Regions from separate parts of the Mus musculus genome. Here region 2 is linked to region 1. Evidence: chromatin loops called from intact Hi-C (ENCODE). Cell type or tissue: left cerebral cortex. All regions are shown on one strand.

Region 1 (8,000 bases):
TCTTTGTGTTCCAAAACTTGGTTTTCTATTTAAAACAAAACAAGATATTGAAAAATCAACCTGTAATGCATTGTTTCCAACTGTCTGAAATGTCTGTAGACTTTGTAGACATCCAGGCTGTAGAGAAGTCTCATTTCTTGCTTTATTCATTGCAACTGAAATGCTCTAAGAGAAGCTAACTGAATAGCTGGATTTACTTTGTGAAGACTAGCGTTTAAGTTATACTCCTTGGACAATCTTGGTTTCTGGAATGCTGGAGTAACCTTTGTTTCTGGAAAACAATCTTGAAGTTAAAACAAAGTTGTAAATACGTTTGTGAAGGCTCTTAGGACCATGTGAAGCGTCTCACTCTGTGGTGCCTATGGTGACTAAAGCAGGTACCGTGACATTTGCTTTGTCCATATTTGGTTTGGAGCGAAGACTTCCTGGATTTGAACCTTTGCTTTACCTTAGTCCCAGCCTGACTTGGACAAATATCACTTTTCATTTGTAAGCGGGAGACTGTATCTTGCTCAGAGAATCCTCTGCAGGATAAAAATAAGCTGTGTCTCTAAGCTCTTATCATTCTATCAGAAAAGTCAGCCATACGGAGAAGCTGTTGAATAAACTTTAGTTGAAGTAGTTGCAGATAGGATAGACATTTGAAAAGGAAAATGCTCGGATACCTGTTCTGATGAGAGTTGACGTGCTTTAACTAAGTGCTTGGACTCAAAGGCTATTTCTCATTACACGCTTCATTCATTCATTCATTCATTCATTTCCTGCTATTCTGCCACAGTACACTATTGATTTAAAAAGAGAAAGAAAGAAAAAAAAATCACAGACCTTCCTTAGGGGACTGCATGCATCTGTTTATGTTTCCTGGTCAGTAAGTTCCCATGGAAGTTCCATGAAACTCTTGAATGATTTTAAAAATTATATCCAAGATTCTAATAAACTCTTACCTTGTTAACAAATAGGTAATACTTAGGAAGTTAGAAAAGGATTTTAAAGCCTCGTTTCCCTGGAACAGGTGAGGTGCTTAGTGGGTAGTGGGGCTTATGGGCAGGTCTGATTCTCTGAGTTTGCTCTCAGGATCCCACAAGGTGTTAGGAGAGAATTCCCAGGATGGTTCTCAGACCTCTGTGATCACACTTGCACTGACATGCGCCAACACAGTAAATACTAAAGGGGGAACGACTTAGCAGCCGCCGAGCACAGCCGCCCATAAGACATGTAATTCTTAGGTGCCACTTGGGATCACTGGGCTGAAGGAATGATATTTCTGTAAATGGTTGATTTAAAATTTTATGTGAAATAGAAACATAAAGGAAACCATTTTTAAATAGTTTAGAAAATTATAAAAGTCATAATGACAGTTAGATTTGTACATAATTGAAGCTAACAGGAAGTAACTTGATTATTCTAAAATGTAGATTTTTCTATGAGTCACTATGAACTCTTTAATGTAAGAGTTACAGGCTAACAAAACTCGTAACAGTGAAGACAAACTAGTTTCTAAGAAGAACTGTAACTGCATCTGACTTCTTTTTTTTTTTTTCATTTTTTTATTAGGTATTTATTTCATTTACATTTCCAATGCTATCCCAAAAGTCCCCCACACCTTCCCACACCCACTCCCCCACCCACCCACTCCCACTTCTTGGCCCTGGCGTTCCCTTGTACTGAGGCATATAAGGTCTGCACGACCAATGGGCCTCTCTTTCCACTGATGGCCGACCAGGCCATCTTCTGATACATACGCAGCTAGAGACACGAGCTGGGGGGGGGGGGGAGGTTGGGGAGGTACTGGTTAGTTCATGTTGTTGTTCCACCTATAGGGTTGCAGATCCCTTTAGCTCCTTGGATACTTTCTCCAGCTCCTCCATTGGGGGCACTGTGATCCATCCAATAGCTGACTTGTGAGCATCCACTTCTGTGTTTGCTAGGCCTGGGCATAGTCTCACAAGAGACAGCAATATAAGGGTCCTTTCAGCAAAATCTTGCTAGTGTATGCAATGGTGTCAGCGTTTGGAGGCTGATTATGGGATGGATCCCGGGGTATGGCAGTCTCTAGATGGCCCATCCTTTCGTATCAGCTCCAAACTCTGTCTCTATAGCTCCTTCCATGGGTGCCTTGCTCCCAATTCCAAGAAGGGGCAAAGTATCCGCATCTTGGTCTTCGTTCTTCCCGAGCTGACTTCTTACCACATATCTTACATGTCCTTTTATATAATAACTCTGTAGTTACTACAGAACATATGAAAGATAAATCATGTCACAGACAAAGTTACTTGACAGAACACAGGCTCAGGAGTTTGCTCTGTCAAAGTCAGTGTTGATATTAGGACTTAGCTACATCAGAGCTCCCACCACCTCTCCTCAGAGTCAGTGAGAAATTGTGGCAAAAGTTCTTTCTCTTTAGGTTTTGTTGTTGTTGGTTGTGTATGAGAGTGTGAGTGTAAGGAAAAGAAATGCATATGCACTGTTTTCTTTTCGCCATTAAACTCTTTATTCCCTTCCCTCCGAACACTCCAATACACCCCTCCTCTCTCTCAAATTCATGGCCTCATTTCTCACTAATTGTGTGTGTGTGCATACACACATACATACCTGTTTTCAGGGCTGACTGTATGGTATTGGACACCCAGTTAGTGCACTCTTTCCTGGGGAAGGCTTTTCTCCTGCTCTCAGTTTTTTGCCATGTAATTTTCTCAATTTTGTCAAATCAAACAAAGGAGTAAAAGATAATTTTAAAATACTTTTAATTATTAAACAAACAAACAAACAAAACCTTTACCCAGAGTCCTTAGAGACCTGCCTTGGAGAATTGGGGGAAATGAAATGGTACTTTTAGTTCGTTAGTTTCAGAAGTTTTTAGGCCTTCCTTGATAGGAAATGCAATGGTCTTTTTCATTTAAGCAATTTAATTTGTCGTGTTTTGAAGAATTTATTTAAAGCTAAAAGCTTTTCTTTATGATTAAAATGCATTGAATCCTGCACATAAGCACTCAACAATGAGCCGGCTGATTGGAATGCCATCTCTTTATGTGTAGAATTAAGGTTTATAATGCTGTGATATTTATTTATTGTAGGATGTAATTAAAACCATTGTACAGAGTGGTGGCATCAAGCACCTGGTTACCATGGCAACTAGTGAACATGTAATCATGCAGAATGAAGCTCTTGTCGCCCTGGCACTGATAGCAGCCTTGGAACTGGGTAAGTACCTTGCTGACAAACTTACCTTTTCCTGTTTTTAACTTGGACTAAAGCACAGGAGTAGAATTGAAGTCAGGTAGAGCCTTGGCTGTGGAAGTATCTGGCTAGTGTGTACTCACATCTGAATCTGTGGGAAATCGTGTGTAAGTTGCGGTCACGGGTGTCTCCAGTCGCTGTGCCTTGTGTGACATTTTAAAATCAACACTTTAAGGCTTAAGCTTTAAATGATATTTTACTTAGAAGATACATAGCACGTTTTCAGCAGGGCTTATAGATAATCGAAATGATACCTGGAATATCACACCAGGAACCTGGAACTGGGGTTGTAGCTCAATTGGCAGAGTTCTTGCCTGGCATGCATTAGGCCCTGAGTTCGATCCCCGTGTGCCTGTTAATAACCTCTATAAATGCTTTCTATCATTCTACAGTACTGCCTTTATCTACACTCTCCCTGTGTCTTCTGTAGGTATGTGGTCAAAAGTCCCCACAAAGCAGAGTTGAACAAAACTGTTGGTTTCTGTCTGTGCTTGTTGGTGGCTGTGTAGTATACAGTATCCACGTGGCAAAATTCTCTATGAGAAGCCAAAACACAAATAGCTTATATAGGACACCTTTTGGTTCATTAACAGACCCTGATGTATCAGCCAGGGATGGTATATTAGCGCCACATAACCTTTGGGTAAGACTGAGAACTGCTGCACACACACCCTGTCCAGAGGGTCCTTTAAGGACATAGTCATGTTCTCTGCAAACAGGGATAATTAGGCTCCTGCCTTTCCTATCTGTATCCCTTTTACATCTTTCTCACAGTGTTTCTCTAAGTGTTACTGCAAACACTGACTGTATAAAACAAGAGTGGGGAGAGTTCTAGGTTCTAACAGGACAGGCTCCCTGCCCTTTTCCAAAGTTAGTCTAGCACCTTAGCTATGACTACAGTATGTAGCCTGTAATATGTTAGGGTATGTTCTGTCTGTTCCTAGTTTCTTGAGTACTTTTCTATCATGAAGGGATGTTGAACATTCTCATAAACCTTTTCCTTGTCTATCATGATGTCCTTAAGACCTTTTCTGTTGTGTGTGTTTATTGGTTTTCGTATGTTCACCAAGCCTCGCAACCCTGGGATGAAACCAAATTATTCATGGTTCATAATCTCCTTAATGTAGTCTAGGATTTGGTTTATAGATACTCCGTTAGGAAGTTTTGGTTGATTATCAGAACACTGATCTGAACTTTCCTTACATTTTTACCTAGTTTGGGTGTCAGGGTGATCCTAGTTTGAGAAGTGCCAGCATTAGGTCTTCCTTATAAGCTTGGCAGAATTCAGCGGCCTGTGGTTTTCTTTACTGATTCAGTCTCATTATAGGTTGAACAGTTTAGTGGTTTTGGGTTTTTTTTTACGATTTATTTATTGTATGTATGTGAGTACACTGTCACTCACAGATACACCAGAAGAGGGCATCGAATCCCATTACAGATGGTTGCGAGCCACCACATGGTTGCTGGGAATTGAACTCAGGACCTTTGGAAGAACAGCCAATGCTTTTAACCACTGAGCCGTCTCTCCAGCCCTGAGCAGTTTAATTTTGGTAGAACAAAATGAGCTAGACATCAGTCCATTTCATCTGGGTTTTCTGCCTTTTGGAATCGTTTTTCAAAGTACCCCCAGATGATCTGACAGATTTTGTTGGTGTGTTTTAACAACTCTTTTTCATCTCTAATTCTATTAATTTAAGTCTTTGTTTTAGTTTGGCTAGGGGTTTCTCAAACATCTTCCCCCACCCCCAAGGAGCTGGGTCTTTGACCCGCCCTGCTCCCCTACCCACCCACTCCTACTTCTTGGCCCTGGCATTCCCCTGTACTGGGGCATATAAAGTTTGCAAGACCAAGGGGCCTCTCTTCCCAATGATGGCCGACTAGGCAATCTTCTGCTACATATGCACCTAGAGACACAGTTCTGGGGGATACTGGTTAGTTCATATTGTTGATCCTTCTATAGGGTTGCCGACCCCATTTAGCTCCTTGGTTACTTTCTCTGGCTCCTCCTTTAGGAGACCTGTGTTCCATCCAATAGATGACTGTGGGCATCCACTTCTGTATTTGTCAGGCACTGGCATAGCCTCACCGGAGACAGCTATATCAGGGTCCTTTCAGCAAAATCTTGCTGGCATATGTAATAGTGTCTGGGTTTGGTGGCTGATTATGGGATGGATCCCCGGGTCGGGTAGTCTCTGGATGGTCCATCCTTTTAACTGGGTTTCCATTTGGTTGAGTGTCTTTGTCAGAGAGGGGTAAATTTTTCCTATACATCTTCCCTGTTGGTTTACTCAAAGGCAGAGGGCTGTTGCCTGTGTCCAACTGTACATGCCTGGGACAAGCAAGCCTGCACATCTAGCTCTCTTCAGGGAAGAAGAGGAAGCAGGTGCCATCCCCACTATTTTAGGACATGCCATATGAAAACTATCCACCCCAGGACTCGCTTTTCCCTAGCTGTTTTACCTTCCAAAACACTAATCCTAATCTCTGTCCCTCGTACCAGCTTCCTCACAGCTGGTAGACTTATACATCCTTTGACCCTCCGTGTTTGTGTTTGTACATCTTAACTATGTTCCTTGGGGACGACAGATCATCTTTTCTTAATCCACTTAGTCTGAGACTTGCAACTGGTGGATTGAGGTCTTTTGCATTTAAAGGTATCCTTAGGGATCTGCTGTCTCCTGTGACAGTGTTAGGTGATGGTGTGATAGGTTGGATTGTCCTGCATCTGTTACCACTAGCAGTTTGTTGCATTGGGTGCAGTTAGTTCCCTCTTGGCTCTCTGTTCATCCGTCCCTCTCATGAGATGTGTGTGTTCCTGTGTGCGCATGGATGATACTGACGGCTTCTTCTGTACACTCCACTAAGAGTCTCCTACGGTGGTGGCTTGCTTGTCCTGAGCTGCCTTCAGTTGAGTTTGGTGGGTGTAGTGATGGGGGGGGGTTGGTCGTTCACTTCCCGGGCTGGAACTGTATTATCCCAGGCTTTCCTATTGCCAGAATTTTTTTCCCTGAATCAAGTTGTTGCTTTGTTGAATAAAAATTGCCTGTCTCAGTTTCTCCTGCCTTTGGCTTCTTAGGTTTGATTTCTTGCATGTATCCCAGATTTCTTGGGAGTTTGGGGACACGTTTCTTTTTCCTTTACAAATGTCTGAATTTACTATCATCTTGTTTGTTTTGCTTTGTCTTATCTTTTCTGGTGTTGATTTTCTGGTAAGATCAAAATTAAAACACAAAGTATCGACTAGTAAATAATAACTAAGGCACAAGCCTTTACTCCCAGCACTCGGAAGGAAGGAAGGCACGTCTGAGTTCAAAGCCTCCCTGGTCTACAGCCCAGGACAGCCCAGGTTTGATCAGAGAAAAACCTCTACACAATATATCAGAGACAAGATGTCAAAAATACAAAGAGACAATATTAAAAGCTAAAAAGGAAAGTATACCAAAATATAGTATCTTTTGTTAACACCCTTAAGAAACAGGGAAGCTTGGAACAGGACAGTTCATTAGAGTCCAAAGAAACCTTGTCTCAAAAAAACAACAGAACAGAAAAGCCAGTTACAAGTTTTAGGGGTTTTGTTGTTGTTACAGGTGTTGTTTTAAAGCAGAATTTCAGCTTTTGTCTTCCCCATCCCCTCTGCTACCCTTTTCTAAGAGAGCTCACCAGTCCTTTTGGGAAGTGCCCTATGAATGAACAGTGGGTAGAAGAGAGAAAGTATTCAGCCTGATGGTGTTTAGCAACAGCTGTGACACGCTTTGTTTCCCACTAAAGGTCCCGCTGAGAAGGATCTCGCAAGTGCTCAGCTTGTTCAGATCTTACACCGACTGCTAGCAGATGAGAGAAGTGCCCCGGAGATCAAGTACAATTCCATGGTCCTGATCTGCGCTCTCATGGGATCCGGTAAGGCTTCCTCCTGTCGCAGTGTCAGCATGTGGCTTTCATCAGATGTTAAACGTATGGTCATAATAAATGATATAAATAAATAATGGTTTAAAAAGAAGAAGCAATTTGTTTGAAAGAGGATACAGGGGGCAGAATGGAGTATCAGATAACTGCAGCCATAATCATAGGCAGTTTTGAGCTGCCAAATTTGGGTCCTGGGAACCACACTCAGTCCCTCTGTCTCGTAAGAGCAGTATGTACTCCTGACTGCTGAGCCAGCTCTACTTTTAAACCAAAACTGTCCCCCAAAAAATTCTTCTGTAAGAGAAGGTATCATAAACTAAATACAGCAAACAAGTAAATACTTCAAAAATCAAGTTACGTTTATTAATGCCAAGATAAATTTTATGTAAAGAACAAGCTTTCTTTACATAAAATAGCTAAAGACTTCATTCAAGAAATCATTAATTGTGTGAGTGTGTGTGTTTGTGTATAAAATTTCCTGTTTTCTTTCTGATTTCCTGAGTGTTTTTGTTGAAAGGGTAATGTTGAAGACACACACACACCCCAGAATGATACATCTGTATGTTGGTCCTCTTAGCTGTATCAATTTTTTCTTAGAATGATGTAAAACAGTTGGTAGGTACATACAACTTTAGGACTGCTTCCATTTCTTGGTAGAATGACTTTTCTGTCCCAGTGTAATGTCCCTCTGAGTCTTTGCTAGCCTCCTTGCTCTGCAGTCTGATGCATGTGGTGTTAACGTAGTTAGTCCTACTAATTTTTGAGTACCATTGTCTAGACTTTTCTCTCAGTTTCAGTCTATGGTGTTGGTAAGTTTGAAGTGTCAGATAGTCTTTATGGAGTCATTTTATAATCTACCA
Region 2 (8,000 bases), 260 kb before region 1:
AGTGAAATACTAGCAGGTCCTCGGTATTGTTATTTCTATAGCCCATCCTCTGTCTCATATTGTGTAAGTATTTGTTCTTCCTTACCTGTGGATGGATGGACTAGAGCAGAGCAGAGTTGTAGGACTGACCACATAACAGAGTATAATGGCAGGATTGGTGGGGTTAGAGTAGCTGGGAGATTGCTCTAGCTGAAAGACCTAAGCTTTAAAATATTTTTTTAAAACCTTCTGTGTTGTTACTTTTATCACTGGCAGGCATAAGGTAGTCTTGCAATACTCTTCACAATCAACAATAAAGAATAACTGGTTTTCTATATTATACATTTTGTTAGTCATTCATAATACTGGATATTTTGTATACTGTATTATGTATTCTATGAGCCTGCGTAATAAAGAAAGTACAGTAAAAGATAAAAACCTGATTTCAAATGATGGAGAAATTAAGTAAAGACAATTATCATACTATCTATGCTGCCAATGTCTAAGGTACAAAAAGAAGAGTGCTCCAGAGAATTCACATTAGTAGAATTTGATGTGGGGTATATAAATAAGCTGACATATGAAGTGGTACCTTACAATGATAAATCAAACTGACAGAAAAGGGAAATTAAGAGCATGGGAGAAGGAAAGATTTAAAAGGAATGAGTTCAGTTTGGGATATATTGAGTTTGATGTGCCGACAGCAAAAGATAAATCAGACTGGCACAAAGCAATAAAAGTCCATTCTACAAAAGAAGGTGTCCAGTATGTGATGAAAAGACAAGTTATGCAGCCACAATGACAGCCACAAAGCAAAGGGCGTTCTTCACATATAAAACAACAAGGTCATTGAAACAGGCATTCATCTGCAGAGATACCAGTGTACACAGCAATCACATATACATTAATTATCTAAACCTATGTCACAACTGCACTCCCTGGTATGTGCATTATCTATATTCTGACTAGCTAGGACAATAAAATCATTCTTGTCAGCATAAACATATAGGTGCATCTACAGGACCACTGATAAATCTCCTTCCACCCTGCACTGGTGGCAGATAAAACTCCTTCAAAGAAGAATGCTGCAAAAGAAAATAACTAGAAGATGCTGTTTTCCAGTTTAGTTGACTGATACATATTCCACATAGACAGCTAATGTTGGGTGCTGTTCACTTTGAAAGTACATTTAAAAAGTAATGAAATACTCCCGACACAATACCAGGATAGGCATGTATTTTTAAAAGAACTTGTTTTCTCATGTGATAAGATGGTAGACTAGGCTACCTCTCCTTAGGGAAATATTGCTTTAGGAAGATATGCTTCCTTCTCAGATTAGTTAAAAAAAAAAAAAAGCAAGACATAGCTCTTTTTTGCCTGTGGAATTTGAATATCCATTCTCTTTCCCACTCATAAAAACACAGTAGCTCAGTCCTGATCCATTAAGGATACAAATCTTAAGTTTATTCCTGATCAAATGACCTAAAACCAAGGCTATCAATTAGTATATTAAGTAGGAAAACATGGAGCTAGTATACTGGAGGGTTGGCTAAGTAAGATAAAGAGGAAAAAGGAGACCACTAGGTTGAGAATATCCTAACACTACAAGATCTGTCCCTCTTGTGAGGCTTGCTGTAAGAATTAAGTTACACAAGGTCCCTCCATCTTTCCTTTCCACATCAGACTCTTAACATACACCTAATCTTTCATTGAAATAGATGGACAGCTCTGCACAGTTCAGTAAATTACCTATTATAAACATGCATGAAATAGCATGGTAGCTGCTTTTAAATTATCTCATCGAGAAATGTAGCAGAAAAATGCTCAGAAACACCTGTTCTATCAATTATAAACATGTTGCCCTGAACAGCATAGCATGCACGCGCGCGCGCACACACACACACACACACACACACACACACACACACACACACAATCTCCTCAGAGTTCCCAAGCACAGAATTTTTAAACATACTTCAAAAGTGAACAAAGTATAATCCTTTAAGTTAGTATACAGGGCTGACTATATCCTACATACTACCCTTTAGTAACAAAAGCCATAGTGTTTTGGAGAAGGTGTTATGTGTGTGTGTGTGTCTGTCTTTCTGTGTGTGTGTGTGTGTGTGTGTGTGTGTGTGTACATGTGGAAGACAGATGACAACTTGTAAGAGTCATCTTACAAGATGTTAAGAGTTATTATGCTCAAGTCATCAAATTTGGCAGTAAGTGACTTTACCCATTAAGCCATCTCACCCACCCCATAGAAACTTTTAATGTGGTCCACTAGTTTATACGTTACTACAAGGTATTTTTCACTAAGAATATTGTTTTACTGGGTTGAAAACTAAGAATGGAGTAAACATCATGATCCCTGCTCTCAAGTAGTTTACATTTTGGTGGAGCTTTTGTGTGTGTGTGTGTGTGTGTGTTAGAATCAAACTGCTACCAAAAAAGTTACCATAAGCCAGAAGGATGGAAAAGTAAGACTAGTCAGAGATTTTTATTTCAATTGAATATCAAGAATAAGTAGAAGCAAGCCAGGAGGAGTAGGAGCATAGAACACACTGGGCACATGGTGCAAAAGAACAGAAGTGACAAAAAATGATCTTAAGAATATTATCAAGTTAGAATGGCTGAACTGTAGGTCATGTGTAGGAGCATGTACAGGTGTTTGGAAAGATCAGACTAAATGGAACACAAGACCGGGGGTGATAACAAAAAAGAATTCTACTACCATTGATGAGTTTAGATTTTTTAACCCTGCCGTTAACAAAAATAAATATATTTTTTGTTTTTCAAATAATGTATGTTTTTTAAACATACTACTAAACACAAAATGAAAGATAAAATTATGACACTGAGACAGAAACAACATGCTACTGATTTAATTGAGAAAAAATAAATTGGATTGTATTAAATTGGGTAGCTATGAACAAAGGGGAAGAATTTCTGAGAGATTGTGAACATTTAACCAATGGTCTTAAAGGCCAAGAGAAATGGCCAGGCAAAAAAAGTAAGCTAGAGTTCTAAAGCTTAGACCAGCCATGCAAGGATGTCTGTAAAGTGACTGACAACGACGCAGACTTTAAGCCTGTGGGAAACTTAGAGACATAAACCACCTCTATCTCTATAAAGAATTTCACTTGGGAGTGGCTGGATATAAATGGTGATTGAAGTAACAGATATGAATAAGAGAGTACAATGAGCAAAGCAACAAGAACAAGATGTAAAGCTAAGTATCTTATAAATTTAGCTGTGCATGATTAGTGGGAAAAAAAGAAAAATAAAACATGATTCCTTGCTTCAGTACCGAATCATGTGTCAGGTACTGAACAGCAGGAAAAAAAATGAGACAGAAAGCAACAAAGAAAGTGGTCAGCTGTACCAAAATAAAGGTCAAAAAAAAAAGTTATGGGTGTGCAAAAGCATCATAGGTGTGCCCATTACAGATGGTCACTGGTAAACACAAGATGCTGGGGAATACATGCTTATACCATCTCAACAGTACTTGGCATAGGTACCAAAAATGCTGAGGACAGATGCTGAAAAGATGTAAAATTTGAGATCTGAAACGCAAACAGAATTTTACCATGTCCAGAGAAACTTAAACTAACCATAATGGAGCAGGGATGTAAACAGAGTACTCACTCCTGGAACTTTAAGGGGGCAGGAGGTATTTTATATCTACTGAAAAATGCAGGTTTACAAAAGAAACCACTAGAATTTGGGTGGTATTAAACTCAAACAAAAACAAAAACCAGAACTTTAAAAGCAGAGACCGAATTAGAAATATTTATTAAAAGTTGGACCTAATTCACAAACTGGGGGGGGGGGGGGGGGTGAGAAATGAAGAAAAGCAATTAACTACTTCAATTATTAGTCCCTAGGCCACCCCTGAAGGCTATAACTTTTCACAGAATGTAGAAAGAGGGTCTCAGTATAAAGCCAGGGATGGTCAGATAACTTCACTCCGGGGAGTGGGGGAGATTGGGGACGGGATCCAATTTGTAAGTGATAATACAGAATAGAAATGTAAACAATTACATCGTGGTAAATAAATCTGATTAAAGTGTGTGCAAAAGCAAGTATTGTGTTTCATACAGTCACAAACTTGTTATGTCATACAGTCAAGAGCCAAGGAATCAAAATCCTGGTTCTAGTATCGTCTCTACCTGCGACGTGTTACATTTCTGAACAGTGGTCCTTTTTGACTTTGTGTTTAACCTGAGGGCAGGCTGAAGGCGGGCCGTCTGTCACCGCAAGCTGGCCATCAGCATCTTACCTGTGGCCTGCTGCTTAGGAAAAGGTACCTGGTAGGTCCCAGGCCCCACGTGCTCCTCGGTGCTGCCGCGGTTGGCACAGTCGAGCCAGCGCGGAGCACGGTCATACATAGTGATGAGGGGCGGGGCCCACGGGACCGGAAACTAGACAGGCGGCCTGCGTCGTCCCTACACGCGGGACTAGAGTGCGAGCTGCGTGCTGACTGGCTCAGCGGCGTCAGCTTTCCCTCGGGTCCTCGGCACAGAGGTAAAGTGGCGAGGACAGCAGCCAGAGGACCCGCCCGCCAGCCCGCCAGCGTTCAATTCAGCGCTCACGGGTCACGCCAGAGACCGGGCTTAGCCGCCTGAACTTCCGGCTCTGGCTCCGCCCACTCCCCGCCTCCCGGAAACCTTGGAAGGGCAGAGGCCGGAAGGACTCGGGCCTGTAGGTGCACTTCCGGCACCGGCCTCGGAGCATTTCCGGTCGAGCGCTCAGAGCTCGGAGATGTCTTGTAGAGTCTGACGAAGCTCCCTGCGCTAGGCAGGGCGGTGCTGCACCTCAGCTCCACCTCAGCTCCGCCTCAACTCACCTGCTTCCTGTCCCAGAATACCTTCGCTGCGCAGAAAAGCCCTAGAAACGCACTAGAAGGAGGCGAATTAATTTGATTTTGATTTGCCTTCCCTGTAAATCAGGGTGACTGGAAAGACCCGGGGGGCGGGGCAGCGAGGCGGGGACAGGTGGAATAGAAAAGCTCGGGACCCCAAAACAGGGTTTGGGATCAGCAAAGTCCCCCTTCACTCCTGTCAAAAAGGCATCCTCTGAATAAAGTCACTACTGAATCTGACCTGCAGGCCATCAAGATTTCTAAAGGAAAGCTGGGAACGCAGAGGGTTGGGGGCGGGGGTGGGGGGGTGACAAGAAATGGCAACATCTGAAAAGGGGAAAGCTTGCCTACTGAAGCAAGTCAAGGGCAAGGGCTAAAAACTGCTTCTGGTGTTGGACACGGATAAATGGCAACATTGTCTACAAAGTAAGGTGAAGGCATCGAAAAAGCCCAAGCCACCCTCATCGATCCACTGAATCTTCAGCAACAGGCGCTGGAGAGTATCAGAATCCATCTATGTGTTTGGTTGGTTTTTTTCATTAAGAAATCCACACAGCTTCTAAACATCCTTAAAGGCTTAGGCCAGTGGTTCTCAACCTTCTGAATGCTGCAACCCTTTAATACGGTTTCTCAACTTGTAGTGGCCCCATACCATAAAATCATTTTCATTGCTACTTTATAACTTTGGTACTGTTAGGAAGCACAATGTAAGTATTTTTGGAGGTAGAAGTTTGCCAGTGGGGTTGTGACCCACAGGTAAAGAACCACTGGCTTAGGCAATCCTTCCATGGCCCTGCCTTACCCACAAAAGAGCTAGAGTGCCTCAGTCCCCAATACAAACTTAAATATATTTAAATTTTGTGATTCTTAGTTTGCTACTTAGTTCTGAATTAATTGTGGCATCTCTGTTAGAATACTCAAAAAGTATGTGTGTGTGGTTCCTAAGAATCTTTTGATGTCTTCTACTAAACAGCTGGATCATTACTTACTTGAAAAGAACTTATTGGCAAATGTATATAGTTCTCTTACTCTTCTAAGTTAACCTGGATACAAATAAAACTAAAGCCCCTGTCCCTGGGTAGGTCATGAATAGCCCAAGAAGGGGCAAGCAAGGTATACAGAATGGCAAGAGAATATCACAAGCACTTGGGAAACTTATTTGTAATGAAGTGTTTAACTTTCTTGTTAACCTTAATGCTTCCTACATTCTTATAAAACTCATAAGTAGCTGGGAAGTGGTGACACATGCCTTTAATCCTAGCACCCAGAAGGCAGAGGCAACAGATCTCTGTGAGTACCAGGCCATCCCAGTCTACCAAGTGAGTTCCAGGACAGCAAGGACTACACAGAGAATCCCTGTCTCAAAAAAGGAAACATAAGAGTTCTTGGTGGGGGTTTTTTGTTTGTTTGTTTTGTTTTTTGTTTGTTTGTTTTGCCTCATATATCTGGCAAGATCCCATTCAGAAGAACTAGAATGGATGTGCAATGACATACTAGAAAGAGTCACAGATAAAAGGATGGAAAATTGTGTCATTAAAAGTCATGTTTCCTTTAACAACCTATTGGACATTCCTTATATATCATTTGCTCTTGGTAATAAAAGCCAATATATCAATTCAGACAGCATGTTCATGCCAGAGTATAGCATTGATAGCCTGGTTGTGCTATAGCAGTAGGGTAGCTTGCCATTTGTCCAGAAATTGAAGAAAATACCTAGGTAGTGAGATAAAGGATTTATTCGAAATCTACCAACAGGGATGCTGGCAGGGGTGAGAGTGACCATGCTAACATTGAGTGTACAGAGGGATGGAGCACAGAGCGATGCTGTGCAGCTGAGTGTCCCCTTTCCACCAGCAGTAGTGTCCAGCTGCAGCAAGAGCATCTCACAGTGCTTTTCATTGCACCTGATGAACACAGGGAAAGGGACTTTGGAAATCAGACCACATAAGCAGTGATTTCATTGGCTTCCTAGACTGTTTTGTCCTTGCATGACCAGCATGCAAAGGAACTGCTGAATGGTCCTATAGATGGCAGGTTTCCTCTAAAGATAACCTAGTTGGCCATTGTTCCCATGATATATGAGAATGAGTTACTCTAGAAAGCCCTTACCTAAATGTTCTCATCTCAACCTGTTTTCTTTGTCACATTGCTCAGAGTCTTAGGAAAAGAAAGGGTCATTTCAGGAACATGGTAGTTAAGTGTCCTTCTGAGAGATGATTCACAAGTCCCATGGAGGAGATGACAATGGAACATAGTCATATCCTTCTCTGGCTGATTGCTGTCTTTAATGCACAAATTACCCCTTCCTTGAGTAGATTTGGGGTTAGATTAGCAATAGAAGTGGTAGGGTGTTACCTGCCTTCTATCTGGCTTAAGTTTTTGACCATTGAGAGGGTGGGAGAGCAACCACCTCAAGCTCATTCACAAACCTGTAATAGGGAACCTGTGCCTGAAATACCAGCTTGGTACACAGTGTTCTTTGCCTAGCCTGTCTCCTGGGAGAGCATTCTTTCCTCAAGGACTTCATAGGGATGAGTGGATGATCAATGGCAGAACTTCCAGACCCTTAATAATTTTATAATGCTTGATCTCCAACAATTCTGCATTCTTAAGTCTTTATTTTTAGCATGGAAATATGTCTTCACTGTATATTTCCAGCAAAAAGTTTCTTCTTGTGGTTCAATAACCAGAGTATATAGCACTTACGGATTAGAAATTACTTTTAAATAAGAAAAGTAAATATTTTTAAAAGTCTCTCATTGTGTCTCTTGAACAGTCCTCATTGAGTGTGCTACTTAAAAATGTTAATTATAATTATCCATAAGCACAATATAGATAATTTGGTCCAGCCATTCACAGTGCCTAAATCAAAAATGTTTAATGCTATTTAGCAGCACTCTAGTTGAACATTTCCATGGTGTTAGCAAGAGCTGTTTGGACTAAAATTTATCTGACCTTAGAATTTATGCTTCTTCCATTTCTACCTAATACCTCCTTTCAGAATAAACTTTTTAATGGAGCCTTATGCAGATGTGGTGTCTTGCATTTTTAATCCCAGGCTTCAGGAAACAGAAGTGGACCTTTGTGAGTTCCAGGACAAGCAGGACTACAGAGTGAAACCCCTTCTCAATGAAATAAAAATGGGAGGTGGTTCAGC

What was found. Peaks named below come from ENCODE experiments on the same cell type or tissue, not always from the same donor. Only the 100,000 strongest peaks of a DNase experiment are listed, where the experiment ranks them.
Region 2: a loop joins it to region 1, with 2.4 times the contacts of the local background. A loop is called at or near these places in 2 of 42 quality-filtered maps.

Annotation. Positions count from the first base shown.
Region 1 is chr3:138,940,864-138,948,863 of GRCm38, reverse strand. It overlaps Rap1gds1 (RAP1, GTP-GDP dissociation stimulator 1), which reads left to right. Exons shown (of 15, transcript NM_001040690.2): 13 at 3,075-3,201; 14 at 7,006-7,134. Among named protein-coding and RNA genes, the nearest start is that of Rap1gds1, 130 kb to the left of the region's middle. In left cerebral cortex, a CTCF peak has its summit at 4,639 (motif pointing right); DNase peaks (open chromatin) are centred at 365, 6,098 and 7,105.
Region 2 is chr3:139,202,269-139,210,268 of GRCm38, reverse strand. It overlaps Stpg2 (sperm tail PG rich repeat containing 2), which reads right to left and starts at 4,376. Exons shown (of 14, transcript NM_198659.2): 1 at 4,262-4,376. The coding sequence starts at 4,370. In left cerebral cortex, a CTCF peak has its summit at 4,704; DNase peaks (open chromatin) are centred at 4,419, 4,633 and 5,565; H3K4me3 peaks cover 1,294 bases; H3K27ac peaks cover 1,136 bases.